Linked DNA regions of Mus musculus: regions 1, 2, 3, 4 and 6 are each linked to region 5. Evidence: chromatin loops called from intact Hi-C (ENCODE). Cell type or tissue: left cerebral cortex. All regions are shown on one strand. Each heading gives the region's core, and the rest is flanking DNA. Links, peaks and the distances in the headings are about the cores only. Region 1 overlaps Camk2g (calcium/calmodulin-dependent protein kinase II gamma). Region 2 holds the start of Ndst2 (N-deacetylase/N-sulfotransferase (heparan glucosaminyl) 2). Region 3 overlaps Camk2g (calcium/calmodulin-dependent protein kinase II gamma). Region 4 overlaps Zswim8 (zinc finger SWIM-type containing 8). Region 5 overlaps Vcl (vinculin). Region 6 has its middle 9.2 kb from the start of Gm30108.

Evidence for each region. Peaks named below come from ENCODE experiments on the same cell type or tissue, not always from the same donor. Only the 100,000 strongest peaks of a DNase experiment are listed, where the experiment ranks them.
Region 1: it touches region 5 in a loop (2.4-fold over the local background); 5 of 42 quality-filtered maps call a loop at or near these places.
Region 2: a loop joins it to region 5, with 4 times the contacts of the local background. A loop is called at or near these places in 6 of 42 quality-filtered maps.
Region 3: it touches region 5 in a loop (4-fold over the local background); 6 of 42 quality-filtered maps call a loop at or near these places.
Region 4: a loop joins it to region 5, with 4 times the contacts of the local background. A loop is called at or near these places in 4 of 42 quality-filtered maps.
Region 6: a loop joins it to region 5, with 13 times the contacts of the local background. A loop is called at or near these places in 9 of 42 quality-filtered maps.

The regions. Positions count from the first base shown.
Region 1 is chr14:20,763,151-20,768,226 of GRCm38, reverse strand. It overlaps Camk2g (calcium/calmodulin-dependent protein kinase II gamma), which reads left to right. Exons shown (of 21, transcript NM_001360186.1): 6 at 2,002-2,074; 7 at 2,213-2,315; 8 at 2,748-2,831; 9 at 3,272-3,366; 10 at 3,959-4,081. Among named protein-coding and RNA genes, the nearest start is that of Camk2g, 28 kb to the left of the region's middle. In left cerebral cortex, for the core only: a CTCF peak has its summit at 2,125 (motif pointing left); DNase peaks (open chromatin) are centred at 1,209 and 2,113.
Region 2 is chr14:20,731,970-20,737,045 of GRCm38, reverse strand. Ndst2 (N-deacetylase/N-sulfotransferase (heparan glucosaminyl) 2) reads left to right here and starts at 2,484. Exons shown (of 15, transcript NM_010811.2): 1 at 2,484-2,831; 2 at 3,402-3,496. Camk2g (calcium/calmodulin-dependent protein kinase II gamma) reads left to right here. Exons shown (of 21, transcript NM_001360186.1): 21 at 194-2,173. In left cerebral cortex, for the core only: a CTCF peak has its summit at 2,672 (motif pointing left); DNase peaks (open chromatin) are centred at 802, 1,187, 2,511 and 3,281; H3K4me3 peaks cover 1,727 bases; H3K27ac peaks cover 1,618 bases.
Region 3 is chr14:20,744,419-20,749,494 of GRCm38, reverse strand. Camk2g (calcium/calmodulin-dependent protein kinase II gamma) reads left to right here. Exons shown (of 21, transcript NM_001360186.1): 15 at 1,644-1,676; 16 at 4,847-4,891. Among named protein-coding and RNA genes, the nearest start is that of Ndst2, 12 kb to the right of the region's middle. In left cerebral cortex, for the core only: a CTCF peak has its summit at 2,367 (motif pointing left); DNase peaks (open chromatin) are centred at 982, 1,882 and 2,414; H3K27ac peaks cover 826 bases.
Region 4 is chr14:20,721,710-20,726,682 of GRCm38, reverse strand. It overlaps Zswim8 (zinc finger SWIM-type containing 8), which reads right to left. Exons shown (of 26, transcript NM_027996.3): 22 at 4,654-4,813; 23 at 4,364-4,540; 24 at 4,104-4,223; 25 at 3,677-3,855; 26 at 3,064-3,544. The coding sequence ends at 3,341. It overlaps Ndst2 (N-deacetylase/N-sulfotransferase (heparan glucosaminyl) 2), which reads left to right. Exons shown (of 15, transcript NM_010811.2): 10 at 986-1,109; 11 at 1,230-1,404; 12 at 1,605-1,775; 13 at 1,863-1,972; 14 at 2,120-2,222; 15 at 2,323-2,953. The coding sequence ends at 2,448. Among named protein-coding and RNA genes, the nearest start is that of Ndst2, 10 kb to the left of the region's middle. In left cerebral cortex, for the core only: a CTCF peak has its summit at 2,414 (motif pointing left); a DNase peak (open chromatin) is centred at 2,408.
Region 5 is chr14:21,016,782-21,020,781 of GRCm38, reverse strand. Vcl (vinculin) reads right to left here. Exons shown (of 21, transcript NM_009502.5): 15 at 1,394-1,502; 16 at 1-303. Among named protein-coding and RNA genes, the nearest start is that of Ap3m1, 34 kb to the left of the region's middle. In left cerebral cortex, for the core only: CTCF peaks have their summits at 1,593 (motif pointing right) and 3,557; DNase peaks (open chromatin) are centred at 169 and 1,589; H3K27ac peaks cover 1,012 bases.
Region 6 is chr14:20,800,891-20,805,966 of GRCm38, reverse strand. No RefSeq gene overlaps it. Among named protein-coding and RNA genes, the nearest start is that of Gm30108, 9.2 kb to the right of the region's middle. In left cerebral cortex, for the core only: a CTCF peak has its summit at 2,238 (motif pointing left); DNase peaks (open chromatin) are centred at 482, 777 and 2,221.

The DNA of each region.
Region 1 (5,076 bases), core at 435-4,434, 250 kb after region 5:
ATTTCCAGACATTGCCAGATGTCTCGTGAAGGGCACACTCACCCTCCGAGTGAGTGGAAACTGCTCTGGAGTACTCACACCTGCCACCAGGAGTCTACCTATAGGACTAGCAGGAGCGTTTGCAAGGTGAACAGTCTGCTTTCATAAACAGGACCAACATGTGGTTCTGAGCTAGGTTGGCTTTTTTCTGTACAAAAGCATCAGAAACGCTATGTAGACATCCTATTTAAGGGCCCTCTTAAACATAATCTTTCTGGAAGGAATCTATGGGCTTCTCTTACCTCCCTACTAGTTGAGAAACTTTAGAGCAGTTAATATCTTAGGTAGTACAAGAAAGAAAACACTGTTAAGAGTCACACAGTAAATGTTTGAACAAGTGAAGGCTGTGCCCACCAGCTGTCTTCCCAAGATACGGCATAAGCCCCTCCTCTATGAAAAAGTGCGCTGGGCGGTGGTGGTGCACACCTTTAATCTCAGCACTCGGGAGGCAGAGGCAGGTGGATTTCTGCGTTCGAGGCCAGCCTGGTCTACAGAGTGAGTTCCAAGACAGCCAGGCCTACACAGAGAAACCCTGTCTCGAAAAAAAAAACCAAAAAACAAAACAAAACAAAAAATGTCTGCTTCTGAGGAAAGAGGAGGAAAGGGTTAGAGGTTCTCGCCTTCCTTAGGAATATTCAGCATCTTTCCATTCCTAGAAAACAAATTCCAGTCCTTGCCTTAAGGCTTTGTCACCCTAGAAAGCCCACATAACTTTACCTCATTTTCCATCCCTGTGGAGAGTCTTGATGAGGAGGGAAGAGAGCTCTTAGCTGAGTGTCACACATCTATAATCCCAGTGGTCCTGAAGCTGAGGCAGGAGGATCATGAATTCAAGGCCAGCCTGGGTCACAAAAGGTTACAGGCCAGCTTATGCTACATAGCAGGAAGACTTCAAAACAGGAAAAGGAAAGGAAGGAAGGGAGGAAGGAAGGAAGAAAAAGGAACCTTTATATACTGTTGGTATTGTAATTAGTATAGCCATTTTTGGAAAACAGTATGGATGTTTCTCAGAAAAACTAAAAATAGAAGTACCATATGATCCAGCAATCCCACTACTGGGTAAATACCCAATGAAATTAAAATCAGGATGTTAAATGTCTGTACACCCACGTTCATTGCAGCATTATTCACAATAACCAAGATATGGAAACAACCTGAATGTCCATTAGCAGATGAATGGATTAAAAAAAGAGTAGTGTATACTACTGAGCCTTAAAAAGGCCGGGAAATTCTATCACTTATGACAGGATAGGTGAGCCTGGATGACGTTATGTTCAGTGAGACAAGCCAGGCACAGGAAGACAAATACCACATGATCTTACTTACATGTGGAATCTAAAAAGGATGCCCTCGTGAGGGAAAGAGGAATAGTGGTTAGCAGAAGCCAGAGTAGGTGGGTGTAGGTGAGGAAAGAGAGGTGGTGGTCAGATAGGGGGATGGATTCCTGCATTGTAGTTAAGCACAGCAGGTGATTCGAGTTAGTAATGTTGGTGGTTTGGTTTGGTTTGGTTTGGTTTGGTTTGGTTTGGTTTAGCTTTTTCAAGACCAGGTTTCTTTATGTAGCCCTGGCTGTTCTGGAACTCACTCTGTAAACCAGGCTGGCCTCGAACTCAGAAATCCGCCTGCCTTTGTCTCCTGAGTGCTGGGATTAAAGGTGTGCGCCACCTACACCTGGCAAGGTTTTAAAACGTACAAAAAAAAAAAAGGATTTTTAATGTTCTCACTAGAAAGAATAAGCATTTGAGGTGAGGTATATGGTGATGTGCTTGTAGCAGAATCTCCCATTGTCCCTCAGAAGTCAGTAGTTATTTTTCAATTAAAAAATAAAAGCAAAATAGGTTGAGCTAGATAACATTTAAAGCCCAGGGTTCTAGCTTGTATTTCGGTGAGTGTAGTCCGCACAGGCAGTCGTCGGTGAGGTGGTTTAGCCCTGCACTGACATCGCTTGTGCTGTCCTTTCAGCCACTGTATACATCAGATCCTGGAGAGTGTTAACCACATCCACCAGCATGACATCGTCCACCGGGATCTGAAGGTACTCAACCGGGCTGACTACTTGTGACTCGTTGGCGCCCCCTGGTGCTAGATAGTGGCGCTGTGAGCCCAAAGTAGGCTCCCTTTGGGCTCCAGGGTGGATGCCTCCCTCATAAGGTTCTCTTTGTTCCTTCTGCAGCCTGAGAACTTGCTGCTGGCGAGTAAATGCAAGGGTGCTGCGGTCAAGCTAGCTGATTTTGGCCTGGCCATCGAAGTACAGGGAGAGCAGCAGGCTTGGTTTGGTAAGGGTGACCCTGTCTTCCGAGAATGCAGCCTCCACCCTTCCTCCTTTTCCTGGTCTGCCTTCCTCTTTCAGAACTAGAAGTCAGGCCTTTAATGGTCCTGGCCTTTTCAGAAAGTGGAGGAGGGTGCCCCCCCAGGTCCCTCCTCGCCCTCATGACTCATTACAGTGGGTCTGGCTGCTGTCAGCACTGCATTCTTATTGCCTCTGGGGAGGTGTTTGAGTTCCTGGTAGGCACAAGTACTTGCCCTCTGATTTAGATTCCAGGCACTGCACGTAGCCCAGCCTGTCATCTTTTGCGGCCTCGGTACTGAGTCAAAGCTTATATAGTAAAAGCAACCAGCATTAGGAGGGCTTTGGAGGGAATTACAGATGTGGCCTTACTGGGAGAGAAAGCGGGTTCAGTTTGGCTCTGCCCTCTCTTCTGCTACAGGTTTTGCCGGCACCCCAGGTTACTTGTCCCCTGAGGTCTTGAGGAAAGATCCCTATGGAAAACCTGTGGACATCTGGGCCTGCGGTAAGCCCATTCCATACCCTCGGCTCTTTGGTGTTCTGGGCCCTTGGCTTCCTGTGATGACAAGAAAAAGAGGCATTACACCCATCCCTTCTGGGTTCCACGGTGCCTGCTGTATGTGAAATCATGGTGTTGTTTGTTCTCCTTCCCTTGGGAGAGCTGTTCCTGTCATGCTTACTTCCCAAGTGACTTCCTGTATTATATTGTATCCTTCTTGGAGAAGGGCTCGTCCACACCTTAGAGGATAGACTAAAGAAGTCTCTGACATGGCTTGGTGCCGTAAGGAGTGAGGCACAACAGGAGGGATGGCATTATCTACTGGCGTCCACCTTTAACTCTGGCCCAGCCTTGCCCTTCTGGGTGGTTCTGAGCCCTGCATGGCCTTTCTTGGTTCCTCAGGGGTAGGTGAGTGACCCCAGTGACCTGTGTGTTCTGTCTCGCAGGGGTCATCCTGTATATCCTCCTGGTGGGCTACCCTCCCTTCTGGGATGAGGATCAGCACAAGCTGTATCAGCAGATCAAAGCTGGAGCCTACGATGTAAGGATGGGGTTCTGAGAGCTGAGCAGTCACTCCTGGAAGGACAGAGTCCCTGCCCCTAAGGGTCTGTCCAAGGGAGTAGTGATATTGTCACTTGATAACAGGGCATCAGGGGACTTTGAGGACCCAAGGATGGGCATACAGGACTCAATTCTTGCCACCTTATATACAGGGAACAGGTTTTGTTTTTTTTTTTTAAATGCTCCTGTTAGCTATAAAATTAAGGAACTCAATGAAGCTCTTTGGTCTGTTTCCACAAAGAATGGGGAAACTACGTGGCATGTTATATTACAGAGGGAGAATTTTAGAGGCTTCTCCACTGTTTTGGAACCTTGGGCACATTGCAAAACCTGTTTTCTCCTTAGTAAAAAGAGAAAGGTGAAGCAGAAAATGTCAGTTCCCTTCCTTCACCGACATGATACATGGACACCCTTACACTTATCATTCTGTCTTCTTTGAGTTGGCACAGCATACCCACTCTTGGGTACCACAAAGTATCTCAGTTGTAAGAGCTGGAATGAAGTCGGGTTACATTTCAGGGTAGAAGGCTCACAAATTTCCTGTCTCCCTTTTCCCTGTTCCCGCTCCTCAGTTCCCATCACCAGAATGGGACACAGTCACTCCTGAAGCTAAGAACTTGATCAACCAGATGCTGACCATAAACCCTGCAAAGCGCATCACGGCCGACCAGGCTCTCAAGCACCCATGGGTCTGTGTAAGTGTCTTTTCCCAGGCCTTGGAGATTGGGTGTGGCAGCCCTGGGGCACTCCTTGAACTTCTCTAAGGAGGATTCAGGAGGAGGGCTGGGGAGGTGTGAGTGGAGGCCAGGGTCAGGAAATGTCATCAGGGGGACTTGGGAGTTAAAAAGTGCTCATAGGTCTTCACTTGTCTCTCGCGCTTGTTGTGAGGCTGTGGTTTGGGTCTGTTGCTGGATTGGAAGAGGTAGTTAATGGTGGAAAACAGCTGATACCCCAGTGTGGAGTCCCAAGCTTGGGGTATATGTGGGCCTCAACTCTGACAAGGACCCAGTGAATGAACAAAGGCGGGAGGCTCTTGAAGCTCAGCATGAGGCCGGCTCTCAGCTGAGTGCTGAGGAGCCCCTCCTAGGCCCTCAGTGCAGGCTGATACACTGTTTCCATCCGTGGTTCTATCAAGCTGAAACAGCTAACCCAGACAAAGGAAAGGGCTGGTATAGTATAGCATCTTGAACAATGATAAGTTTTTCATTTCCCATGCTTATTGAATGTCCTTTTGTGCTGGTCACCAGACAGTTCCTGAAGATGAACAGGACCATGGTCTTTGCCCCAAAGATTTGGGAAAACAGGCATTCAAACCAGCAACCATGCCTGTAATCTGACAAACACACATCCAGGAGTGTCTGCTGCCCTTGATAGGGTCACAGAAGGTTTTGTGGAGAAGACGATCTATCCAGGTGTTACTCTATAGACAGAGGTTAATATGGAGAGAGTGAGAGGTCACAGGAGAACGTCACCTGCAAGGAATGTTAGTAGTTGCTTTACCATGACCAGGATTGCAAAAGAATGAGGGGGAAAAAAATTGCATGACACAGTGGTGCACACCTTTAATCCCAGCACTTAGGAGGCAGATCTCTGAGTTTGATGCCAGCCTAGTCTACAGAGCAAGTTTCAGGAATGCCAAGGCTATTCAGAGAAACCCTGTCTCAAAAAACCAACCCCCTTACTCCCCACC
Region 2 (5,076 bases), core at 674-4,673, 280 kb after region 5:
TCAAAGGATGGATGGTAAGGATTAAGATACCATATTAAAGCACTGAGTAGGCCCTCAAATGTGAGAGTGCTGTGTTTAAACGTTAGCCTCTCCTGTACCAGTCCTCTCAAGGACACAGCCAAGTGTGTGCTGTGAATTACCTGTGTTCTCACCGTCCTCTTCTGTCTGTCCCACCTCCTCTTCTGTTTGACAGGGGCATTAGGAGACTCCAGCTGGAGGTTGAACCTTCGCAGCCAGTGACTCTGGAGGGCCTGAGTGACAGCGGCGGTCCTGTTCGTTTGAGGTTTAAAACAATTCAATTACAAAGCGGCAGCAGCCAATGCACGCCCCTGCATGCAGCCCTCCCGCCCGCCCTTCGTGTCTGTCTCTGCTGTACCGAGGTGTTTTTTACATTTAAGAAAAAAAAAAAAAGAAAATAAGATTGTTTAAAAAAACGGAATTCATACCATGATGCGTTTTAAAACAACTGATAGCCCTTGGCTTGCAAGGAGACAGGAGTTTGTGTGATGCTCATCCAGGCATGAACAGTGGGCTCACCCACCAGTATTGAAGAGGTGAGCTTGGCCTCAGGCCCCCATGGATTCAGGGGGACCAGGCAAGGACTCTTGACAGAGCTTTGGTCATGGACAAAGCCATGGTGTGGTTGCAGCCCCAGAGGTGGCCTGATCACCCCAGTTCTAGGAGTGGACTTCGTCAGACCATGCATTGACACCTAGTATGAGAAAGACGCAAACACCGTGGCCGCTGGACCTACATTGGAGAGAATGCAGCACTGCCAGCCTGCTGTGTGTGGAGGCAGCTGTGAGGCGTGGCCTCAGGACTGAAAGCCTGGACTTTGCTGTACCGGTCCAGTTAGCGTAGACAGGAAGAGAATTGGTGCTGCAGAAGTGTGTCCGCCAATGAGAAACCTCGAGTTCGTCTGACATGCACTTAACTCATCCATTTCTAGAGGATGCACAATGCACGTGGGCCTGAGACTGAGGCCCGATTTCTGCTGGTGGAAAGGGGGAGGGATTGCTACTTTGTTTCCTGTTGGTTTTCCTGACATAACAAGGAGAGATCCAGAAGTCGTTGGCCAGGGCTCCTTTTGCCACTTTTGGCAGTTGTTTGTGTGCTGATCTGGACCATCTTTGTCTTGTATTTTCATGGTGGTGGTCCCCATGCTGACCCTCATCTAGGCCTGGGCCCTCTGCCAAGTGCCCCTGTGGGATGGGAGGAGTGAGGCAGTGGGTAAGAGTTGGTGGTTGTTTCTATGCATTCTGGCTGCCCTCTGGGCTGCCTCCCTTCTTCCCATGCTGCACGCCCAACTCTTTCCCTGGGTTTGAGATCGAACTGACTGCTTGGGTGAGAAGTGTCCTCTTTAAAGAGGCTCTTTATTGACCAACCGAAGTATAGACTTTTCTGCTGGACAATCTGCATGGGCATCACCCCCTCGCCTGCATGTACCCACAAAGGGGTCCAGAGCCAAGGCTCCTGCATTCATTGTCCCTCTCTGTGCTCAAGGAGGTCCATTCCAGGAAGAAAAGGTCTGTACCTTAGGCAGATAACAGAGAAGATAATGGAAGAGGCAATTGGTCATAGTCTTGGTTCCCTCCCACCAAACAACTGCACATTATCTGCATTGGGGGGGGGGGTAGATTTCAGCTCCTTGGGTGACCTTCAGGAGGCACAGGAGCTGGGAAAAGAGAACTACAGAGTATGGAGCCAGCTGAGAAGAGAACAAACGCATGGGTGCTGGTGCTTGAATTTAGCCAGGCTCCTCAAGCACTTGTGCATGCCTCAGACCCTGGACCCTAGACCCTTCCTGCCCTGCAGCCTGCAGTGCCAGCCAACAGATACCTTCATCACAGGGTTTGGTTTTGCTGGCTTGAAGACAACAAATGGTCTTAGAGCTCTTTGAGACCCATAGCTTCATGTGGCTGCTCCAGCCCCACTTCTTAGCGTTCTTACTCCACTTCTGGGGCTAATGTCAGCATCTATAGACTATTAATAGACTATTTAAAAAACAAACCACCTTTTAAACAGGAAATGGAAGGCATTTGATGCAGAACTTTTGCATGATGACATAGAAATAATTTAAAATAGTGTTTGTTCTGAATGTTGGTAGTCCCTTCATAGCTTTGTTACAATGAAACCTTGAAGATATTTAATAAAATAACCTTTAAACAGTCCATTGTGTTATTGCTGTTGGAGGCTCGTAGCCGTGGGCTTAGATTTTAGCAGCCTGCGTGACAAGGCTTCACTAGGAGACGAACATCTTTTTGCCCATTCCCTTGGGGAGCAAGGAAGAAAACTTCTCATAAACTCAGCCTGGGCTGCTGTATTGGGGGGTGGCAGGGAGGAAGTAGCCTCTTAGGCGGTGGGCCGAGTCTTCGCCCCGCCCCAGGCGGAGGTGGCCCCGCCCTTGGTACGCGGGCTCCCTCCTCCGCGGGTCTGAGTGGACAGGCCTGGGCCCTGGGCCCGCCCCGACGCTCCGCAGACTGTGCCACCCGGCGTGGAGGACGGGGTCCACCCTGGTGGGCTGAGCGCGAGGCCGGAGGGCTGGGAGGCTGCGGCTGGGCTGAGCACTGCGGAGGGCCGTCGGCTTATCCCAGGTCCCGGTCACGCAGCGGCCACGCTCGGGGAGCGCGCGGACCTGAGCGGGCACCACGAGCCGCAGCGCGCCGCCTCCCCCTGGTGGGAGCGGTACTTGAGCCCGACTGCGGCGGAGCGTTCGCTCGGAGATGGCGGAGCCGCCGCGACGCGGCCCGAGGCCCCGCGAGCAGGGAAGCCGGGCAGCCCCGGGACGCGGCAGGGCCCGGGGACAGCGGGGACGCCGCCCACTCCACCGGGTGAGCCATCTTTGAGAGCAGTCTCCCGTCCACGGTCGCCCTCGGTTTTCGCGATCAGACTTCCTGCGAGTGTCGCCACCGAAACCACCCGCAGGGTCGTCCTGGGCGACCACCCATCTGGCCCTGTGCACCCTGCCCCGAGTCCCAGCCGCTGGCCTCCCCTCAGTTGCCTTATTCTGGCCACTCCGCCCAGGGCACACGGGGTTCTTAAACCCAGTGCCTGTCTGGATGCCAACTCTCGGCCGCACCCCTGCCCCTTTCCCTCCAGCTCCCCCACCTGTGGGCTCCCCATTTCCCGTAGTTCCCGCAGGAGGGTCCTTCTATCCTCAAGGTCAGGTCCTTCCTCCCACAGCGTGGCCCCTGTTGTTTATTCCAGTGGTGGGCCCACACCTCCAGCCCACCCTGACCCTGTATTTGCTGCCCACTTTGGCAGACGACCCTTAGGTTTCTCCTTCCTCAGAAACTTTCCACTGCCACACACATGTTCTTCCTCCAACTTAGTCATCCCACTGCTCCCCCACCAAAAGTTCTCACATGATCCCCTCTCTAAATCTCACTGGCTTCCTCTAGGTATGAAGCTAAAATACAGTGGTTACAACACAGGAGGTTGACAGGCCTGACCTTTGAATCCCAGTTCATCCACAAACGGAGCTTTGTAATCTCGGGTAAGTTACTAAACTTCTCTGGGCCAGAAATTATGCGTGTGTAAAATGGAACTACTACTAGTTATATGTGTTTTCATAACTGTTAGAGCTGACATTAAATACAGGTGCTTCTTGCATTTACTGATAAACTTTTAAGATATCCTAAACTACTGACCACAAGAGCTTATCAGTTTGTGCCCTCTGCTCAGTGACGCCAGTTGCTTCACCTTCTGTTTGTGTGGCTGAGCAAGTACTTGCAGTGTGTCTCAAATGAAAAGTATTGTTGGGGCTGGAGAGGTAGCTTAGTGGTTCCAAACTTCCAAAGGCCCTGAGTTCAGTCCTCAGCACCCACATGGTGGCCTACAATCTGATGCTGTCTTCTGGTGTGCAGATGTACATGTAGACAAAGTACCTATATCCATAAAGTACATAAGTAAAAATAAACAAGAGAGAGAGAGAGCCGGGCGTGGTGGCACACACCTTTAATCCTAGCACTCGGGAGGCAGAGGCAGGTGGATTTCTGAGTTCGAGGCAGCCTGGTCTACAGAGTGAGTTCCAGGACAGCCAGGGCTACACAGAGAAACCCTGTCTCAAAAAACCAAAAGAAGAAGAGGAAGAGGAGGAGGGGGAGGGGAAGAAAGAAAGAAATAAAGAAAAGAAGAGAAGAGAAGAGAAGAACAACAACTACTACTACTACTACTACGGTGTCTGCAAATCCACTCCCTTAGGAAAGGATTAAAACTCTAGGACCTGAGGTTGGAACTCCTGGGAGAGCACGTGCCTAGCCTGTGCAAGACCACATATCCCATCACTGGCACTGAAAACCAAAACCCACAACCATTTGAAGTCTCCTTTAAGTGTTTACCATTTGCACATTGGTTTTGTCGTTGGTTGGTAGTGGTGGTTTGGTTTGGTTTGGTTTTTTTTTAAGAAAGTGCTCCTCCATGTAGCCCTGGCTGTCCTAGAACTCGCCCTATAGACCAGACTGGCCTCAAACTCAGAGATCGTCCTGCCTCTGCCTTCTAAGGGCTTATATTAAAGACGTGCGCCATCACCTCCCAGCTTCATTTGCAGATTGTAATAAGTCAGAATCAGGTCTGTCTGTATATGCAAAGCTCTAGAAGGACACCCAACAAGTAAAGTAGTAAGCGCTCAGTATATACTGTTATTAAACCAGTGTTACATGTGAAGTATAGCTTGCTTTCCTTGAATTCTCACTACTGTTATCCCTGTTATAATTTAGCTGTTCCTGCCAGGCAGTGGTGGTGCATGCCTTTGATCCTGCACTCAGGAGATGGAGGCAGGCAGAATCGGAGGCTAGCCTGGTCTATATGGTAGCCAGGGCTACACAAAGAAACCCCTTTCTATAAAAACAAACGAAAGAATTCAGTTCTTCCCGTGATCTACACCTCTTCCTCCTACTTCCACTCTCTACCCTGTCTTCCCATCCCCCCTCCCCTGCATTTAGAGCGTCATACACTATACGCATGGGTTTTGCCCCATCACAGCTTTTCTTTTAATTTATTTGTATTTCATGTGTATTATGTTTTGCCTGCATGTATGTCTGTGTCAGATGCCCTGGAACCAGAGTTATAGACAAC
Region 3 (5,076 bases), core at 614-4,613, 270 kb after region 5:
ATGCTAGGTGGGACGATAAGTAGTAGGTGGCATCTGGACAGGGGATGGGCTCGATACATATGTAAGGGCAATGCCCTTCTTTTGAGGGATAATTTTGGAGACTGGATATACAGTCTCATATTTGAGCAGATTCAAAGGGCTAATGCAAGCTGGGCAAGGCAACACAGTAGAAGGTGAAGGCCGGAAGGCCAGGAGTTCAAATTAATACTTGGTTATATATCAAAGGCAGCCTGAACTGCTTGAAGTCCTACTATAAAACAAGGTTTACACAAATCCAGTGTGGTGGCACATACCTGTGATACAACTACCCAGGAGACTAAGGCAGAGGGATTGTAAGTTCAGGGCCATCCGAGACTACATAGGAAGACCCTGTCTCAAAACAGCAAAGGACTAATGCAAAAGGAAGCCACAATAGGTTTTTATTCTCCTTTAGCTCAAATCCAAATTATGGACAAGTTCATTTTTTAACGTTTTGCATATAAATTATGCACAGTGATGAGTTTCATGCACGTGCACACACTCCCACATACCCCATTATCCTCTAAAATATCCTGTAAATATTAGTAGCCTCCCTCCAGAAAACATCTCTTAAAGTAGAATGTTGGTCCCATGAGGACAGAAAGCACTTCTCAGATACGTTTATTACGCCCAGAACAACCCTCAGTATGCAGTATTGGATATCGTTAAGTGAATGTACAAAAGTCAGACAACAGACATATTCCGAAGAGACTTCTGTCTCCCAGTGAGCTAATTATAAAAGTCATAATTGCCCTTCGCCTCTTAGTCTACTCTGGTGTACCTTTAATGTGCTGTTTGGTCTTGATTTTGATGCTCCAGTCTCACATGAACCTGAGTCAGAGCATCTGGTGGCAGTTAAAGAGTTACTTACAACCCAGCACTCCCCTGGCTTCCCATCCCTGCGTCTTTCTGATCACTGTAGTCTTAATTACCAGCACTGCTATGTTTCTATTTCTAGTAATGACAGAAAGCAAGAGAACATGCACGTCTTTTAAACCAGCATGGCTGTGCTGACAGGGAACAGAGTGGCAAATTTTAACCATAAGATCCACAGAGTTTTATCTGAACAGCACTCACAGTTTCATTGAGGTCTGAGTTCAGAAGTCAAGAGTTACTAAAGCTGAGAGCATCCTGTAGTAGCTTTTGTTGTATCTCTGGTAGCTACCCACTCACATTTCAGACAGACCTAGCTGTAGAATACCCTTGTTGGTGTGCCAGTCCTATCAACCCAAACCTGTAATTTTGCAGCAGTCAAATATTGTACACACACACACACACACACACACACACACACACACACACGTGACTGAACAAGACATACTTCTCAGAGTACACTAAATTTTCTTTGTGAATCCGACAGAAGAGTTCTCCAGCGGCTGGAAAAGTGTATGTGCCTGTGGTCTGTGTACTGTTTTAACCCCTTTAATGCTGGACTCCGGGTTGCTCCTCTTCTTCCTCCACCTCCTCTTCTTCCTCCTCCTCCTCTCCCTCCTCTCCCTCCTCCTCCTCTCCCTCCTCTCCCTCGATGCAGAGCCCGAGCTGGTGCACTAACCTGCGGTGTGTCTGGGCTTCTCTTCTCACCTCCTCTCTCCCCTTCTCTTTCCCTCTTGCTGTGGTGTGTCCAGAAAAGGAAGTCGAGTTCCAGCGTGCACCTAATGGTGAGCCTTGCCTGCCCACCCACCCTCCACTTCATGCTGCTTGTGCCCGCCTGCCAGCCATGCAGACCCATTCTGCCATGTGCGTGTGCGTCACTCATCCTCACTGCATGTCTGTGCTGTGTGGGCAGGTGTGGCCTGTCCTGCCAGGCGGGGGGCCATTGCCCAAGGTCACCAGTGGCCTTAGCAATGGGCACTGGAAGGTGTTATATGGCACCTCTTGCTGTGGAGGCTGAAGAGCCTCCCACATGCATTGTAGAGAGTAAAGCTGGAAGGGATTTTGGGAAAGGCGGCAAGCACAGGGAGAGACTATCTATCACTCAGGAGATATGAGCAGCTGCTTCCTGGGGCCCGAAGTTCAGTAGGCAGCTGTGTAATGAGAAGAACTAATGGTCGGCTTGTGACTCTAAACCTTGTTCTCCTGCGAAAAATCCCATTTTCCTGCTAGGTCCAGGGTTGTAGCCTGCCCACCCAGCCCTCAGGGGGAACAGCTACAGTGAGCATCTTTTCTCATGGAATGCTGGGCATGGGGAACCAGCAACCTAGTCATTATACCTACCATCCTTTATAACCACAGGTGTGGCACTTGTCTTATCTTGGAGTATTCTTCCCCTGCAAAGGTCTTAAGGTCAAACAGAGCTTTGTAAGCTGGGCACCCTTCTCCAGTCAGCCCCAACCAGGAAATCAGGAGAATTCTGCCCTCTGCTGTCTCAGGATAGGAACAGAAGATAGCAGTTGCTATGTTGTGTTTTGTTGGTGATGGGTTGCGGTTGCTGCTGTTGTTGTTAACATGGGAACTTCTTTCCAGCCGGTAGAATTCAGTAGCATCTTTATAGTGCTTGATGTTGACTCAAGATTCCATGCCTAGCCCGGGTTTTAAGAGCTCTCAGCCACTGACAGCAGCTGAGGTTATATAACTTAGATCTGGCCCATGAGGCCTCTAGACAAGAGGTAGAAGAGTCTGGATGCGGTCTGTGCAGAGAAGAAATGCATTCTGACCATCAGCACGTCTTCACTTACACTCTGAATAAAGGCACATAATGTTTGTCTCTGCCTGTGGAAGAAGTCACCTTGTGACGCTGCTCCTTCGTGGCTGTAACTACACTGGGACCCAGGGAGACTGAGTTAAACTGTTCAAGAAATCTGAAGAGGCAGAGCGCACTGGTGTGGGTCCCTGCACTGGAGATTGGCCTTCTTCCTTCCTCTCCAGCCCCTCACACTCTTTCTTGGCTGCGTCACTCTGTAATGTTTGAGAAAGCAAGGAATATCCCTGGTGGTCGAGTTGCCATTAGGAATATTGGCTTGCTGGGCGGCTTGTTCTTTCCTGGGAGCTGAGTGCTGGGACTGCAGCCACAACCACCGCTGAGAGTTGCCTGCCCTTCCCTGGGGCTGTGCCCTCACTTCCAGCTGCTCAAGTCCAGGACTTACCAGGTGGAAGATGAACAGCAGGGAGATCTGTGGCTACATTTTATACCCATGTTGAATTCCACCCCAAAGGCCAGGTGCTCGTGCTCATTTCCTTCCCCCTCTTCACATCAGGCTTGGGCTGTTGTCTTGAGAGGGGAAGGAAATGCAGGTGTCGGGGAAAGGGCAACAGGGGAGCCAAAGTTCCCAGTTTTTATTCTGCTTTAAGTCACCATCTTTCCCACCTGTAATGTGGGGAAAAAATCCTGAATTTCTTTGCATCTGGTGTGACTCTGTAGTGACGTGGCACCTGGAGTAAGCAGAAATTTCTGAAGAGATGCTTCGGCCAGTCCTGCAGGGAGGATGCCTTCAGAGCTAGGTCTCTGAGGCTCCCCAAATTGTCCATCTCTCTAACCATTGCTCCCACCCACACAGTGTTACAGTTGCCACCTCAGGCCTGGCACCTCCGCGCCAGACTGGGGACAAGGGAGGTCTGGGAGTCAAACCTGAGCAATTTTGGTGACTCTAGAGAACTAAATCATGTTTTCTTGTCTCAGCCACAGAGCAACAACAAAAACAGTCTCGTAAGCCCAGCCCAAGAGCCTGCGCCCTTGCAGACGGCCATGGTACCTCTGACTACGGCTTCTCCGCCTCTGCCCCTGGCTGCCTCCTGCCCCCTTTCTCCTCCTCTTCTTGTCTTACCTTCTTGGGCTCCTCAGCTTTGTCATTTCCCCATAGGGCAGACTGCTCTGTGTTACCCCGCAGGCCCCTGCCCTTCATCCCCTGCTTGGCAATGTTCCATCCCGCATGGCAGAACCACTGCTCCTGCTCCTTTCGCTGTTGGGGGAAAGAGTGATCAGGGCTGCCAGTTAGGCCTCCCACCCCCAAGCCTGACCCCTAGTGGGTCTGCTGTGGGGGCCAGGGAGGGGGGTGCTTTAAAAAGCACAGGGTAGGAGCTCTCTTGGTACCTAATCATTAGTTCTTAGAAGCCTACTTGTAAAACCTGCCTCAGCCTCTCCTTTGCATAGTTAAGAACAGGAGGGAGGACTGGGGTTCCCCAATCGCTCTCTGGTCCTGGGGAGCCCATCTGTTCAGTCCTCTCTGGGTTCCTTCAGCAGGTACAGCTATCGGAGCTCTCACTGTTAGTGCTGGCTAGCTGGTGAGCTAGCAGGAAGGGAAGAGGGGGACAAATGATCGTGCCTGTCATGATTTCTGTTTCCTGTGGACCCTCTTGTTAGTTTGTGGTGCCATAGGATCATCTAGGGAAGGCAGAAGGAAGGTGAAATGGGCACCTCCCTGAGCTCAGCTTGCCAAAGGGGCATCCTAGGTCTTACTGGGAGACTGTCTTTTCTGCTTTCCCTGTGTCCCTGTCTTCTGTGCACCCCTTGATGAACACTGTTGGCAGGGCCTGACCTGTGCTCAGAATCCCACAGCTCTTCTTGTAGATTTGCTCCATGGGGCTCCAATCTAGGAAGAACTCTCAGACCCAACAAACTTCAAGTACAGAGGCCCCTGTCCTCTCAGCTTCCTAAGAACCTTCCTCTTCCAAGCTTCTCCTTACCAGCCAGTGCTGTCAACTAAGTCCAGGGGTTCCTACCTCTCTGGGACCCTAGTTGAGCCAGTATATATTTTTCTTGTAGGGATGGCTGGTGGGCAGGCCTCAGTGGTCATCATAGGGTCTCTAAGGGTACTATGTAAGGGTGTGGGGATCTCTCAGGGGAGAGCTTAAGTCCCCAAATCAGGAGGATAATTTTTGTCTTCTCTCACAGGAACCACAAACCACCGTGGTACATAATGCTACAGATGGGATCAAGGTGAGTACCCACCAAGTCTGCTTTACTTTCTCACTCAGCAGAAAACAACTGGACTGAGTTTCTGGGGTCTGAGAGGTGTGTGACTGTTACAAGCAGGCTGCTCCCCAAAACAGAGGCGTTTATGGAGTCCAGGGCTGTTAGTCTAACCAAATTAACAAGTTCTGGGTTCAGCCAGAGACCTTGCC
Region 4 (4,973 bases), core at 1-4,000, 290 kb after region 5:
GGGAATAAAGGTTGCACTACAATGTATATATTTTTAATTTTGTGTTTTTTATTTGTTTAGATTTTTTTTTGTTGTTGGTTTTTTGTTTTTGTTTTTATTTGTTTGTTTGTTTGGTTTGGTTTTTTGAGACAGGGTTTCTCTGTGTAGCCCTGGCTGTCCTGGAACTCACTCTGTAGACCAGGCTGGCCTCGAACTCAGAAATCCACCTGCCTCTGCCTCCTGAGTGCTGGGATTAAAGGCGTGCACCACCACGCCTGGCTCTGTTTGTTTAGTTTTTGAAACAGGGTCTCGTTGCCCAAGCCAACCCCAATCCTCTGATCTCTTTGCTTCAGTTTTCCAAGTACTGTAATTACATTTGTAAGCCACTTACCTGGTTCTGTCACAGAGTTTAAAAGATAGATAAATAGAGGCTGGGGTATTTGCTGATCATGTACAGAGCCCTGGATTCCAGCCCCATCATAAAGCTAGTATAGTAGGGCAGGGAGGATCAGAAGCCCTCACTTGCTATATATACAGGAAGTGAGGCCAGCGTAGGCCACATAAGATCCTGTCTCAAAAGTCAATTAGATAGCAAGACGTGGTTGTAAAGGCTGTAGTCCCAGCACTCTGGGAAGCACAGGCAGGCGAGTGTGAGCTTTAGCCTCTGCCTGGACAGAGTGTATTCAAGGATGCCTGGCAATTTAGTAAGACCTAACCTCAAAATAAGAAAAGCAAAGAGGTCAGAAGCCACAGCTCTATGGCAAAGCATTTTTAAAGGCCTAGAGTCAGTCCTGAGTGCTAGGGAGGGGGAGTCTACAAGCGCTTCAGATAAGGCGGAGGGTGAGAGCCACTGGCCCCATCCTGGGCCTCTCAGACTTGCTTTCTCTCCCTTTGCTTTGGCTGAAGGGAGTTTTACAACCCACAAGTGAGTATTTCCTTACTTCCTTCAAGCTCCTGCTGTTGGGCAGGCTGCTTTTGGACCAGGCTGACCTTTCTCTTCCTGCAGGCACCACGGCTATTCACTTCTTCCTGAGCCTGCACCCAGCTGTCACAAGCAGTTTTCCCAGCCCCAGCACCTTTGAGGAGATTCAGTTCTTCAATGGCCCTAATTACCACAAGGGGATCGACTGGTGAGCCTGGGTCCCCTTGCTTGTTCCTCAGAGCTGCACAGCCTTCTCCAGCAGATAGCCAGCCTCGCCAGCTCGCCTCTGGGCTTGCCACTGAGATCTCTTTCCTCTGCTTCTCTCTAGGTACATGGACTTCTTCCCTGTTCCTTCCAATGCCAGCACTGACTTCCTGTTTGAAAAAAGTGCCACCTACTTTGACTCGGAGGTCGTACCACGGCGGGGGGCTGCCCTTCTGCCAAGAGCCAAGATAATCACTGTGCTTATCAACCCTGCTGACAGGGCCTACTCCTGGTACCAGGTGTGTCTCAAGTGAGGGGCATTGGGCCTTCAGGGAGAGGTGGAGAAGGTAGTTCCTGCTAGAGACACAGAAAGGAATGAGAGTCGGGAAACTAAACTAGCCCTTAAGGAGAGGTACCAATGCTGTTGTCACCAGACAAGAGTATGGCCAGAGCCATTGTCAAATGAGCACCTTATCCCTTTGTATTTTCTGTCCTGCAGCACCAGCGAGCACATGGAGACCCCATTGCTCTGAACTACACCTTCTACCAAGTGATTTCAGCTTCTTCTCAGGCCCCTCTGCTACTTCGCTCCTTGCAGAACCGTTGTCTTGTTCCTGGCTACTATTCTACCCATCTTCAACGCTGGCTGACTTACTATCCCTCTGGACAGGTACGACAAAAGCCGTTATTAGGGCATCCCATCCCTCATCCCAGTCTTCTTAACAACTGAAAGGGAACCGCATCCCTGTCCCTTCAGTTGCTGATTATGGATGGGCAGGAGCTTCGTGTCAACCCGGCAGCCTCAATGGAGATCATCCAGAAGTTCCTGGGTATCACCCCCTTTCTGAACTACACGAGGACCCTCAGGTGGGAGAGCATAAGCCAAGGGAAGGAAGGTTTTATGGGGAAAGGGAAAGAGGTTCTGTTTGGAAGAGACATCTCTCCCTGGGCAAGGAGGGTCGGTGCCTTGAGTACCCTTCTTGCTGACACCTGACGGCCTGCTCCTTTGAGTAGGTTTGATGAAGATAAAGGATTTTGGTGCCAGGGCCTTGAAGGTGGTAAGACTCGCTGTCTTGGGAGAAGCAAAGGCCGGAGGTACCCAGACATGGACATGGAGGTAAGTGGAACCTGGGTTACAGCTGCCACTCCACCTCCAGGGTCTGACCTTGCTGTATCTTTTACTATTTGTTTCTCCTCTCACTTTTTTCTCCCATCAGTCTCGCCTTTTCCTTACGGATTTTTTCCGGAACCATAATTTGGAGCTATCAAAGCTGCTGAGTCGGCTTGGCCAGCCAGCCCCCTTGTGGCTTCGGGAAGAATTGCAACATTCCAGTGTGGGCTGATGCCCCAGTCTTTCTTTACCAGCAAAAAGCCTGCTAACTTCACTGAGGGGCAAGTCTTAGAGCAGAACCCACAGGGGGATTAACATGGCCCCTTACCCCTCTACCTCAGTGGCCCCCAGGATTGGAATGGCTGAAAAGGGAGGGGATCCATCTCTTTCCCATAGTTTTGGGACCTAATAAAGGGGCTTCCCTTGGCATCCCCCCATGGTACTAGGTACCTTTGACCTATGAACCTGGGAGGTGAGGAAGAGGGTCCTGGGAAGGGGTAAGAAGACCATATTCAGTGGTTTCCTTCCTCGTGCCCAGCAGTTTACCTGTCAATGCCTACCCCTGAGAGGCCCCTTCGCTATGGCCTCTTTAGTCAAGACAGTGGGATCTACCTGTGGCCTGGCCTCTCTAATGTCATTCACATTGAATGGGGATGAGGTCAGACAGTTGCTCATAGAGCCATATATGAGCCCTAGCTGTGGGCTAGAAATGTCCTTAATAAACATCCTTATTTTTCTGTTTTGTCTGCTTCATTGCAGTAGGGGAAAACAAACCCTAAACTACAGCAGGTATCAGCTGTCTTTTCACAGCTCTTCTACACAAGGAAGAAGGCAAAGACCCAGAAAATAGAGTAAAAAAGGAGTTTATATATTTATAAATGCCAAATAAATACCAGAGGCCACCCAACGCCCTCTCCCAGACAAAGCTGTCTCCCCCAACCCTAGACTTCTAAGGTCTGAGACATCTTGGCCCCAAGCTACAGCCCAAGAGCAGCTGCCAGTCTGGGCTACAAGGGAATTGAGTGGGGATGATCTGTCCAGCCAAGAGTCGCCTGACCCTCTGTGTGAGGGCTCCCCATAGCCACAGGCCTGTGTCCCTAAATAGGGCCCTCCAGGGACCAGACTCAGGGGGAGAAGGTGGTTATCTCCAGAGAGACCCGCTGCCACAACTCCTTGGTCTGTTTGCTGCGTTTGAGGTTCTGTAGGATGTCGTTGAACTGCATCATGCCCATGGGTGTCAGGCAGAAGGCGCTGCGAGCGCTGCGGATTGCATTCACAAAGTCGTCGTAGTCGGCAGGAGTCAGGTGAATTAAGCGGTGATGGATGTACTGGAGGGTGGGTTGGAGGGGAATCAGCACAAAGCACATACAACCGGGGCCCCACTTCCCTTACATGCTGAGGGATCTGATCCAACTGCCCAGGAGGTGTTCCACCTTTCTCCATACTTCCTGAGTTATCACCTGCATGTATGCCTGCTGACAGCGCTGCACCAGTTGGTGGAAGGCCGGGGCTCGAAGGTGGTTGTGGGCATGAATGGGGTTCAGCCGCTGCAGCGTCTCCATGACGATCTCCTGCAGCACAAACGGGCTCAGCACCCCCTTGGCTGCCCCCACACAGAACTGGTGCACGTAGTTCACTCCTGAGGGGCAGGGGAGGGGCATGAGACGGGGGTGGCCACCTCTGCCCTAGGGACCCACTCATATATCTCAGCTCTAGCCCTACAGAGATCCACCCTCCACCCCAGGAGCTGAGGTAATCCTCCACCCCCCTGCGCTCGCACACATACCCGACCAAGGCCTCAACTCTGAGTAAGAGCTAGGAAGGAGGTCTGGGATAGGAAGGGAAGGGAAACAGGGGGACAATGGTCCTGAGGAGGGGAGGTGTTACCCAGCTTTGCTGCCAGCCCCAGCAACCATTTGACATCATCAGTGTAAGGGGGGGAGCGGGAAAAGTTGTTGGGGTGATCGTTGTGTGCCCGGCGACCTAGCATCTCCAGTGCCAGCATCCCTAGGAAACACAGATGGGCACACAATCGGATATATACCCTTCACCTTCTCCCCCATCCTGGTACCTGACCCACAGTAAACAAATGAAGAGCCCCTCACTTCACTCAGCTGTAGGTAGGAGTACAGAAAGGGACTTCTTACCAACACGGTAAGCAGCATGCAGATGGTGCAGGCTATGTGGATTGACCGGTTGACTGTGTGTCTCCTCTTCGGGTGGTGGAAAACCCCCGCTTACCAGAGGGCTGGGCTGTGTGGTCAGAGCAGGCAGTGAGGCACCCTGGATGGCTGGAAACGTAGATGCTGGATGGACACTGCTCACTGAGGGGAGATGGAAAGCCATGTGAGAGAAGAGGTGCAGGAGATGCCCTCCCTCCCTCCCATGTTCAGCGCACCTCCCCTCCATTCACCTGCTCCCTGTCCCCGAAACTCACAGGCCACACTGGTGGGCAGTGGGAGCCCTGGTTCTGTGTGGTAAGGATGGACTGTGATGGGAGCCATGGAAGGGACAGGGAAAGATACAGCTGTGGCAGCAAGCGAGGGAGGAGTCACTGAGTAAGGGTATTGCGCCCCCAGGAATGCAGGATGCACACCCTATAGTAGATGGCAAAAGGAGAGCAGATACTAAGCCTGGTTAGGTAACAAACAGGCATTCTTACATTTCTTACTTAGTTGCCTTGGTCTCCCATTTCCCACCACCTTACCAGGGCTCCTGGACAGCCCTAGTACACACCCAAAGTACTGCAACCCTATG
Region 5 (4,000 bases), core at 1-4,000:
CAGGGTCAGAGATGTTTCCAGCCACAGCCTTGGCATCCATCACCATGGGGGAGATTGTTTTGCTCAGTTCATCAGAGGCAGCTTTCACAGCCTCTCGGAACTTCGGGTCCTCAGAGTTCTCTACCTCCCTCTTAGCAACCAGCAGAATCCGGTTGGCCCGACGAGCAATACTGGTTGCTCCAGCGACCAGCATCTGAGGCTGAATATTGGCCATGGCTACCTTACACTTGTCCAGGTCTTTTTTAATTGCTTCTTCAGAAGCATCCAACAGAGACTTGGTATCAATAGCCTCGTCCACCAGCCCTGTCAGGAGAACAGAAATGGAGCTGAATTTGCTTTTAGAAGAACAAAGATTTGAAAACACTGTTGTCTGTTTGCATCTCATGAGAAAGTACAACACTCAGAATTCTCTTCTCAGTTCAAAGCTCTTACTACAAAATTGAGAGCTTTCAAGAGAACAAAATAACTTTAAAAAACAGAAGTGCAAGCAGTACAGCCCAGAAGGTCATTTGGCCTCAGGAGTTATACTGACCGTGGTCACTGGCCCTCTTAAATCCACCACAGACAAGCAGACACGCAAAGACATCAGGAGGAACCGGACTGAGTCTAAAACCTTCACCGCATCCCCAGCACAGTATCTGCTAATAACACTCTCTCCCTTCCGGGCTCACTCTCCACCACCTGTTGATTGTTGGCAGCTTGAAGTGCCCAAGACGAGCCACACGGAGGACTCCAGTAACCTAACAGCCTGTTTCTTACTTCTGTTACCTAGCTTTCGACACTTTGGGAGCTCCGCTTTCATCACTGACTGCTGTAGACCCCTGACAGCAGGTTCTACAGGGACAGCGAAGAGCCTACACTCCTCATTTCTGCCTTTCTGTCCTGTCCCTCTACAGAGAACTCAGAGGCACTTCTGCAGTCGTACAGGCACAGATGTCTCCTCTTTTTTTTTTTTTTTAGAACTATGTAGTTGATAAGTTGGAGGAAACTCTGAGACAAGCTGGGTTAAATGGTAGCTATTGTGGTTCCTTGAAATGTGAACCCTCTGAAAATGACAGGGACACTTACTGTATCCACAAACACCGCCTCCCAGCCTCTGAAACCAAACTCTAGCTGGGACTGAGCAAAGACACTATTCAAAGAGAAGATAGGGGCTATAACAATGAACATCACACCGGAGGGCGGTTCTCAAATAAAGACGCTCACACAGCCTCTCATCCAACAAAGTAGCAGAGCTTGAATGAGAAGCCGCCACTGCTCAACAGCCTAATCAGAGCCCAGCACACTGTCAAGCTCTGACTGTCCCTTTATCCAATTACAGCTGATATAACCGGTCCTGCTTGAGGTCCTCAGAACTCATGCATCAGCCCAAAGGCATTCTGCAGAACTCTACCTGTCATTTTTTCAACATTATCAATCCACTGGTTCTTCATGGTCTCAAAATGTTCATAAGCAGCCTGGTTACCAGGGTTCCTCAGTAAGATCCGAGCAGCGGAGATGACCTGTCAATAACAAAGCAATTTTCAAATTCCAGGGTGCCAGCACAGTCCAAATACAAACCCAGAGTAAAGCTTTTCTCCATTTCACCTATAGATGGCACCAGAAAACCAAAATTGGCAAGCCTCGTCAGGCTAAATGCATTAAGTCTGATGCCATGAGCATACCCCAGAGTGGGCCCTTCCCTAGTTCTAAGAAAAAAATAAGGTGTCAAAGTAAATGAGCATTCATTTAATATTTCAGAAGAACAACAAAACTGGCATATACTTAATAGTTGATGTCTTGATATCAACTCTTTCATCTTAAAAAATATAAATGTGGTTAGACAAGGTACTTCAATCCTGTAATTTCCAGCTTGAGGCAGGGGATTTTCAAGTTCAAAATGCAGCCTAGGCAAAATTTGTGTTAAAAAACTGAATGTGGGGGCTGGAGAGATGACTCAGCAGTTAAGAGCACTGACTGCTCTTCCAAAGGTCCTGAGTTCAATTCCCAGCAACCACATGGTAGCTCACAACCATCCATAATGAGATCTGACACCCTCTTCTGGAGTGTCTGAAGACAGCTATAGTGTACTCACATATAATAAATAAATAAATCTTAAAAAAAAAAAAAAAAAAACTGAATGTGGTGGTATAATCCCCTAAATGTCAGCACTTGGAAGTGAAAGCAGGCTGAAGGACTCCAAACTGAAATGGTAGCCTGGACAATCTACATACCAAGGCCAGAGGGAAGAAGGGGAGGGGAGAGAGAGGGGAGAGGGAAGAGGGAAAAAGAGAGAGAGAGAGAGAGAGATATTAATTGGTTGATTGATTAATTGATTGATTGATTGCTGGGGGCTGTACACATGCTTTTAATCCTTGCACTGGGGAGACAGGCAGGCAGAACTCTGAGTTCACGACCAATCCATTCTACACAGTGAAATTCCAGGCCATTGGGGCTTCATAGTAAAACCTTGTCTATAAAATAGAATATCAGCGTGCAACAAAACATTATTCAAATTGATTAATGAATAATAGTGATTAAAATACACAATTAACCAATTACTCAAAATTCTTTTAGAATAACATTAACTAAAATATCTGCTTTCACAAACTGCTTTCACATTCATACATACGGAATCTTTACTACAACCCCATGAGAGGTGAGGTAGGTTAACATCTTCTCTTCCAAACTACAAAAATCAAGACACCCAAGAGGTTCCCAGGCAGTCAGTGTCGGTGTTGGGGGAAGAAATCCTGAGTGCCTGGCAGTGCATAGTGCATACACGTGTGTGTTTATTCCTCAAACTTTGCACTGTGAAGGAGTAAGCATCACAGAAGGAGAAGCTAGGAGACATCTGAGCCCAGATCTGTCTCTGAAGTCCTCGATCTTTCCAAAGCGGGAGTTTTAGGTCTAGTTTTCTGCATTGGTTTTTGTTTTTGGAAGCACAAAGACAACTGTATTATAGTTTAAAACAAAAAGCACAGCACAGGCAAGCTGTAAAACCAGCAGCTACCTGGAGGAGTCGAACGAAGGAGAAGACAGAAGCCATCTAAGCTGGCAGAGAGGTCAAACACATGGGAGACAAGCAGCACATGGGAAGGAGAGGTGCTTTAGAAAAAAAGCAAAACCAAAATATTGGCAGGAAAGCCCAAAGTGTTAAAGAAAACATGTTGGAATAGAGGTAGAAAAAAGTAAAGGAAAAGTTGATTTTTCTGAATAATTCAGAAAAGGAGGAGACTTATTGTGCCCAAATGACTGTAGCCCTTAAACTTCTGTCTTTCTGGGGGTGTTGTTGTTGTTGTTGTTTGTTTTTCTGGTTTTTGTTGTTGTTGTTGTTGTTTTTAATCTCACTTTTGTTCTGAGAGATGGCTCAGCAGTTAAGAGAACTGACTGTTCTTACAGAGGTCCAGAGTTCAATTCCCAGCAACCACATGGCAGCTCACAACCATCTGCAATGGCATCCGATGCCCTCTTCTGGTATGTCTGAAGACAGCTACAGTGTACTCATACACATAAAAAAAAATGAAGATTTGTTTTAGAGAAAATCTCTTTAATAAAAAAAAGAAAGAACATTTGAACAATATAATAAATAAATCAGCTTTTACAACCTGAACTGATGACATTCTCTTCTGTGCCCTCAGCCAGAGGGCGCTGCATATGGGTTTGCATGTGTGTTATGCTAATAGATGGTAAAAACAGGAAAAAAAGTTCGTATTTTATGAAATTTTCTGAAAAGGCTAGATAAAGCCAGCATAGTGGCACATGCCTCCATCCCAACACTAGAGGAAATGGTGTGAGTTCAAGACCAGCCTGGGCTTCATAACAAGATCCACTCTTAACAACGTTTTTGTTTTTTATTAAACGAGTGTGACTTTTCCACATGGACTGAGGCATGTAACTCCATGGTGGTGGAAGGTATTTTTGCCTTGAGTTCCATTCCTAATGATGGGAAAGAGAAAGGGAAGGAAACCAGAGAAACAGGCAACATGGGCACACACACAGACCATTTCCCTCCCCTCCC
Region 6 (5,076 bases), core at 418-4,417, 220 kb after region 5:
TCATGGGATCCTTGCTGCAGCCCTATGAGGCAGGCAGTTATTGTTCATCCATCTGAAAAATGAAGAATCTTAGTCTCATCAGAGTAAGTGACTTGCCCAAGGTTACAGTCTTTTAAAAGTGGTACGAACAGGCCTGAATCACTGAGTGGCCTAGAGCAGTGCCATCTTTGCAGGAAAATGGGAACTTAGAGAATAGGGCCAGGCTCTTGCTGTCTGCTGGTGACCTCAAGCAATATGGAGTTTCATGAGACTTTGTTCTTAAGAGTGGACCCAACAAAGAGCTTGTCGGTGGTCTGGTCTGGCAGGACAGGGCTCTCACAGTGTGCCTTGCCTCTTCTCGTGGCTGATGGATAGGAAGGGTTTTTCTGTTCCCCTCCATGCCTTTCCCCCTCTGAGTCAGCTCTCTGGTATTGCCCTGGCATGTCCCGGGCCCCACGCCCAGGCAGTGAGGAGACGCTGGCAGATTTCCCAGGGAATGATGCTGTCTTAACTCAAGCCAAATCTTAATTATGACCCCCTTCCCAGAGGCAGCCCAACAATAGCTACTTTGGGAGTTAGGACCTGTGGGCACTGGGTTGGTTTCCACCTACCCCTTGGACTTCCCACTACAGATGTCCCTGGATGCAGGCATGCCTTTACCATACAGCTGCACTCTAGAGGGGATGCAGAGACCCAATCCATTTTATAGACTTTGGCTGAGCCACGCTTCTACCTCAGGTCTTTGCTTGGGCTTCTGGTCACATCCAAATAGCTAGTGAGAGAGTTGCTTTTGGACAGAAAGAGAGGACAGAGAGCCAAGACTCCAGCCCGAAGCTGCCTCAGCTGTTTCTGGAGCTCTGACTCAGAGGTACTTCTCAGGAATGTTGAGCACGTGGTCCTCAGAGTCCCTTGTCCATGCTCAGAAGAGTGACCACTAAGCAGGGGGAGATTTTTACCCTCCTTTACCTCCTTGAGAATACCCGTTTCAGAGAAACCACGGCAGGTTAAGTTCATCTTGGAAGGTTCATCTTGGAAGACTCCGCAAGGAAGGAAGGAAAAAGAAAGGGTGGGAGGGAGGGAGGGAGGGAGGGAGGGAGGGAGGGAGGAAGGAAGGAAGGAAGGAAAGAAAGAAGGAAGGAAGTACCTTTCAGCCCCCAGACATCTGTCCTTATCAGTAACTGTAGCAATCGGCTTTTGAGTTCGTGTTCACCTCATCTCCCCAGCTCTGCCCTGATTTCCTTGACCTCCGGCTTCTGGGTGAAAGAGCATGCATGCCTCAGAGTTCCATAGGTTGACAGATAATCTGAGAGAAGGAGCAAGAAAGGCCGGAGGGAGCAGAGGTTAGGAGCATATCTCTGTGGTAGGATGCTTGCCTTGCATGTATGTGGCCCTGGGCTCAAACACCAGTACTGCAGTACAAAATAATAATGAATAAAAAATAAAGAGAAAAAAAGTAAAGAAACCAGTCAGACTGGACTACACCCCAACATCTCGAAAATGTCCTTCCTTTCCAAGAAAATCACCCAACCCATTTGAAGAAAAGAGAACAGGGAAGCTACACGGAGACGGCCTGGTGCCTCTCATCTCCGATGTTCATTACAATCCCTCCGACTGCAGGGAGACCTGGGAATCCTTTTACCTCCAGAACTGCAGATACTCGACACTGATTTTTCCAACTGTGGGCAAATACTTTTCTTTGCCTCTGGATTTTATTTTGTTTCTCTAAAGCCTTATGTCCCATAAAATAATCCACAGTGAAATGAGACCCAGTGAGAAGCAACTGTGGAATAGAAATCACGTCAGCAGCTTATCTCACGATGTGGTAATTAGAGGGTTGCATGCGTTCCGGGTTAGAGCCTGTGAGCTGCGACAGGGGTTGGGGGACGGGGGGGGGGGGTGCAGAGAGAGTTTGGATTGGTCACAAGCTAGTCTCAGAGTCTAGCACACTGCATGGCACAGTGTATGTGTCGGTAGATCCATGATAGAGATTTGGTACTTTTTTGCTTGACGGAGGGGAGACTAGAAGTTGCCAGTACACTCTGGCTGCTATTGGCAACTTTGGTTCTGTACCCCATTCCAGATTCAAGAATCTGAGCGGAAGAAATCAAAGCTGGAGACATCCATAGAGGATCTCTGGGTCATGGAACCTAGGAGAAAGTGGCTTTGTAAATGACTCCTCTTAAGTGGAGGTCAGCTGAGTGTGAAGTCTGCAGGCCTGCTGGCTCTCTAAAATCGGGCATAAAGCGTCCCCTAGTGGACAACAGAGTCACTGCGCTTTCATAAAGGAGCCTCGCTTCCTCACTGTGGAGGGAGGCAGGATCTCTGTGTTCTCTGTTCTTAGATGGGGGGCGGGGGCGGGGAGATCAGTCAAATCATACCACCAGCAAGATAAGCAGACCCTATCGGAATAATAGGTCATCCATTCAACAAATCAATTATTCAAAACCTTGCATCATGTACAGTACACTGTGCTCTGTTGAAAGCTATCAGGAGTGAGGGAGTCTTGCCCTTAAGGAACCTATGATCACAGTGAGAAAGCTAAAAAAAAAAAAAAAAAAAAAAAAAAAAGTTTTTTTTTTTTTTCTTTTCAGTTTTTGTTTATTTGTTTGAGATGGTGACTTGCCAAGTAGCTCATGTTGGTCTGGAACTCCCAGCAATCCTCCTGCCTTGGTCTTCCAAGTGCTGTGATTAAAAGTAGAGCTACCACGTTTGGCCTCAAAATAAAATGAACTATAAGAGTTTTTGAGTAAGCTTACAAGACACACATAGTAGATCACTTTTGCATTCTTAGCACTTGAGAAGCTAAAGCAGGAAGGAAGGTCATGAGTTTAAGATCTATCCCAGGTGTGTACCAACACCCTCTCAACAACTCTAAAATGAGCCCCTTATCAGCTGCCAACTATTTCAAAGGCTGAGTTTAGAAAAGCCCAGAGTGCTTTCTGTGCTTCAGGGTGTGGGATTTTTGTTTGTTTTCATTTTTGTCTGGTTGGTTTTGGTTTTTCAAGACAGGACCTCTGTAGCACAGGCTGGATTCAGTCCTGTGATTGCTCTGTAGCCAAGGCCAGTCTCAAACACCCTCCTGCTTCGGTCCCCTCAAAATGGGGATGATAAAATTCAATTTCTCAAGTTGCTATAAAGACTAGGGTAATATTTGAGAAATAAGTAAATATATACACACAGAAAACAACTCCATATTGAAAACTGTCCAAAAAAAAAAAAAAACAAAAAAACAAATAAGAAGCCGCCACTGTGGGTCAGCGAGATGGCTCAGTGGGTAAAGTGCTTGCTGTTTGACTCTAAGGATCTGAGTTCAGTCCCTGGACCCATGTGAAAGGTGAAGCAGAGAAGCAACCCCACAGACGTTGTCTTGTGACCCCCAGGGACACACCATGGGCACACACATGCCCTCCACATACTAACAATACATACAATTTCAAATACTTCCTTGAAAATATAATTGATGGGGTATGATGGCTCACATCTGTAATCCTAACTCTAAAGGGCTTAAACAAGAGAACTGCCTCAAAGCCAAGTCCAGTCTGAAGTGAAATCCTGTCTCAGACGAACAGAAAAATAAACAAACAAAAAATAAATAAATAAAAATAAAAAAAGGAAAAGAAAGAAAAGAAAAGGAAGAGAAAGGAAGGGAATTAAAAACATATAGCAACATTTTAAATTAAGAAACTTTATTAGCCAGGCATGTTGGCACACACCTTTAATCCCAGCACTTGGGAGGCAGAGGCAGGCAGATTTCTGAGTTCGAGGTCAGCCTGGTCTACAGAGTGAGTTCCAGGACAGCCAGGGCTACACAGAGAAACCCTGTCTCGAAACACCCACACACACACACACACACACACACACACACACACACACAAAGAAACTTTATTAATTAGTTAATTTATATTATTAATATAAATTATTAATATATATTATTATTAATTAGTTATTTTATGTGTATGGGTGTTTTACCTGCATGCATAGTTGTGTACCATGTTTGCGTATGCGCGTGCATGTGCGTGCGTGTGTGTGTGTGTGTGTGTGTGTGTGTGTGTGCCTGATGCCTGAAGAGGCTGCTGGATCCCTTGGATCTTCAGTTACATACAGCTGAGAGCCAACACAAGGATGCTGTGAATTAAACCCAGGTCCCCTGGAAGAGCAACCAGTGCTCTCCACCACGGAGCCATCTCTCCAGCCCCATAAAGAAAAAACTACATATAAGAGACTAAAATAGATGATAAGGAGATGAATAAAAATATGAGAATTAAAGTAGGGTTATCTGGCTATTGTGGGCTCATAGGCAAGGGAGAAAGGCAGGGTCCAAGTTTCTGGACTCTAAGGAAGGTCCTGAGGCACCAAGGTCCCAGGCCTGAGTTACCATAGTGCCCATCAGACATTTACACTTGAATGTCCTGTATCCGTTCAAATTCAACAAGCTCTAAATCCAAATTAATCAATCCATGATGATGATAGCTAAGGTCTGGTAGTACAAGACTATGGTCCTAACTACTCAAGAGGCTACAGCAGAAGGCTCTCTAGTTCAAGAATTCCCTGGGCTACTGAGTGTGTTTAAGGCTAGCCAGGGCAACTTAGTGAGACCTAACTCAAAAGCAAAACAAAACAAAAACCTAAGTAGAGTTATACACAGGGGATCTGAGTTCAGCCTGACTACCCAGTTTCCCAAGCATTTTCAAGTCCTTGGTGTTTATTTCAGCACCCGATCTACACTGTCCTTTCTACTGGCAATATTCCCTCTACTTCGGCTCTAACAACTAACATACTTCTCCTTCCATTTCTTCCTACTTCGAGTGTTTCTGTTTATCCAAATTACTTGCTATTAAAAGCCCCAAAGTGCTCAGCTTTTATATATAGTCTAGGCATTTATTGAGTTCTTGCTACACCCCAGGTACTAGAGTTAAACAGAAACAGATACTGACCTCCTGAGTCCTAGAGGCATAGAAGCAATTGTAAAGTTGTACTTGGGACAAGTGCTTTGAAGCAGTGATGGTTGGTGCTTTGGGGGGTGTCACTACAGAAATGTGATCCCATCAAAGGGTCAGAGCCCTGGTTGCTACTCAGAGAAAGCGGTGCTGGAAGAGA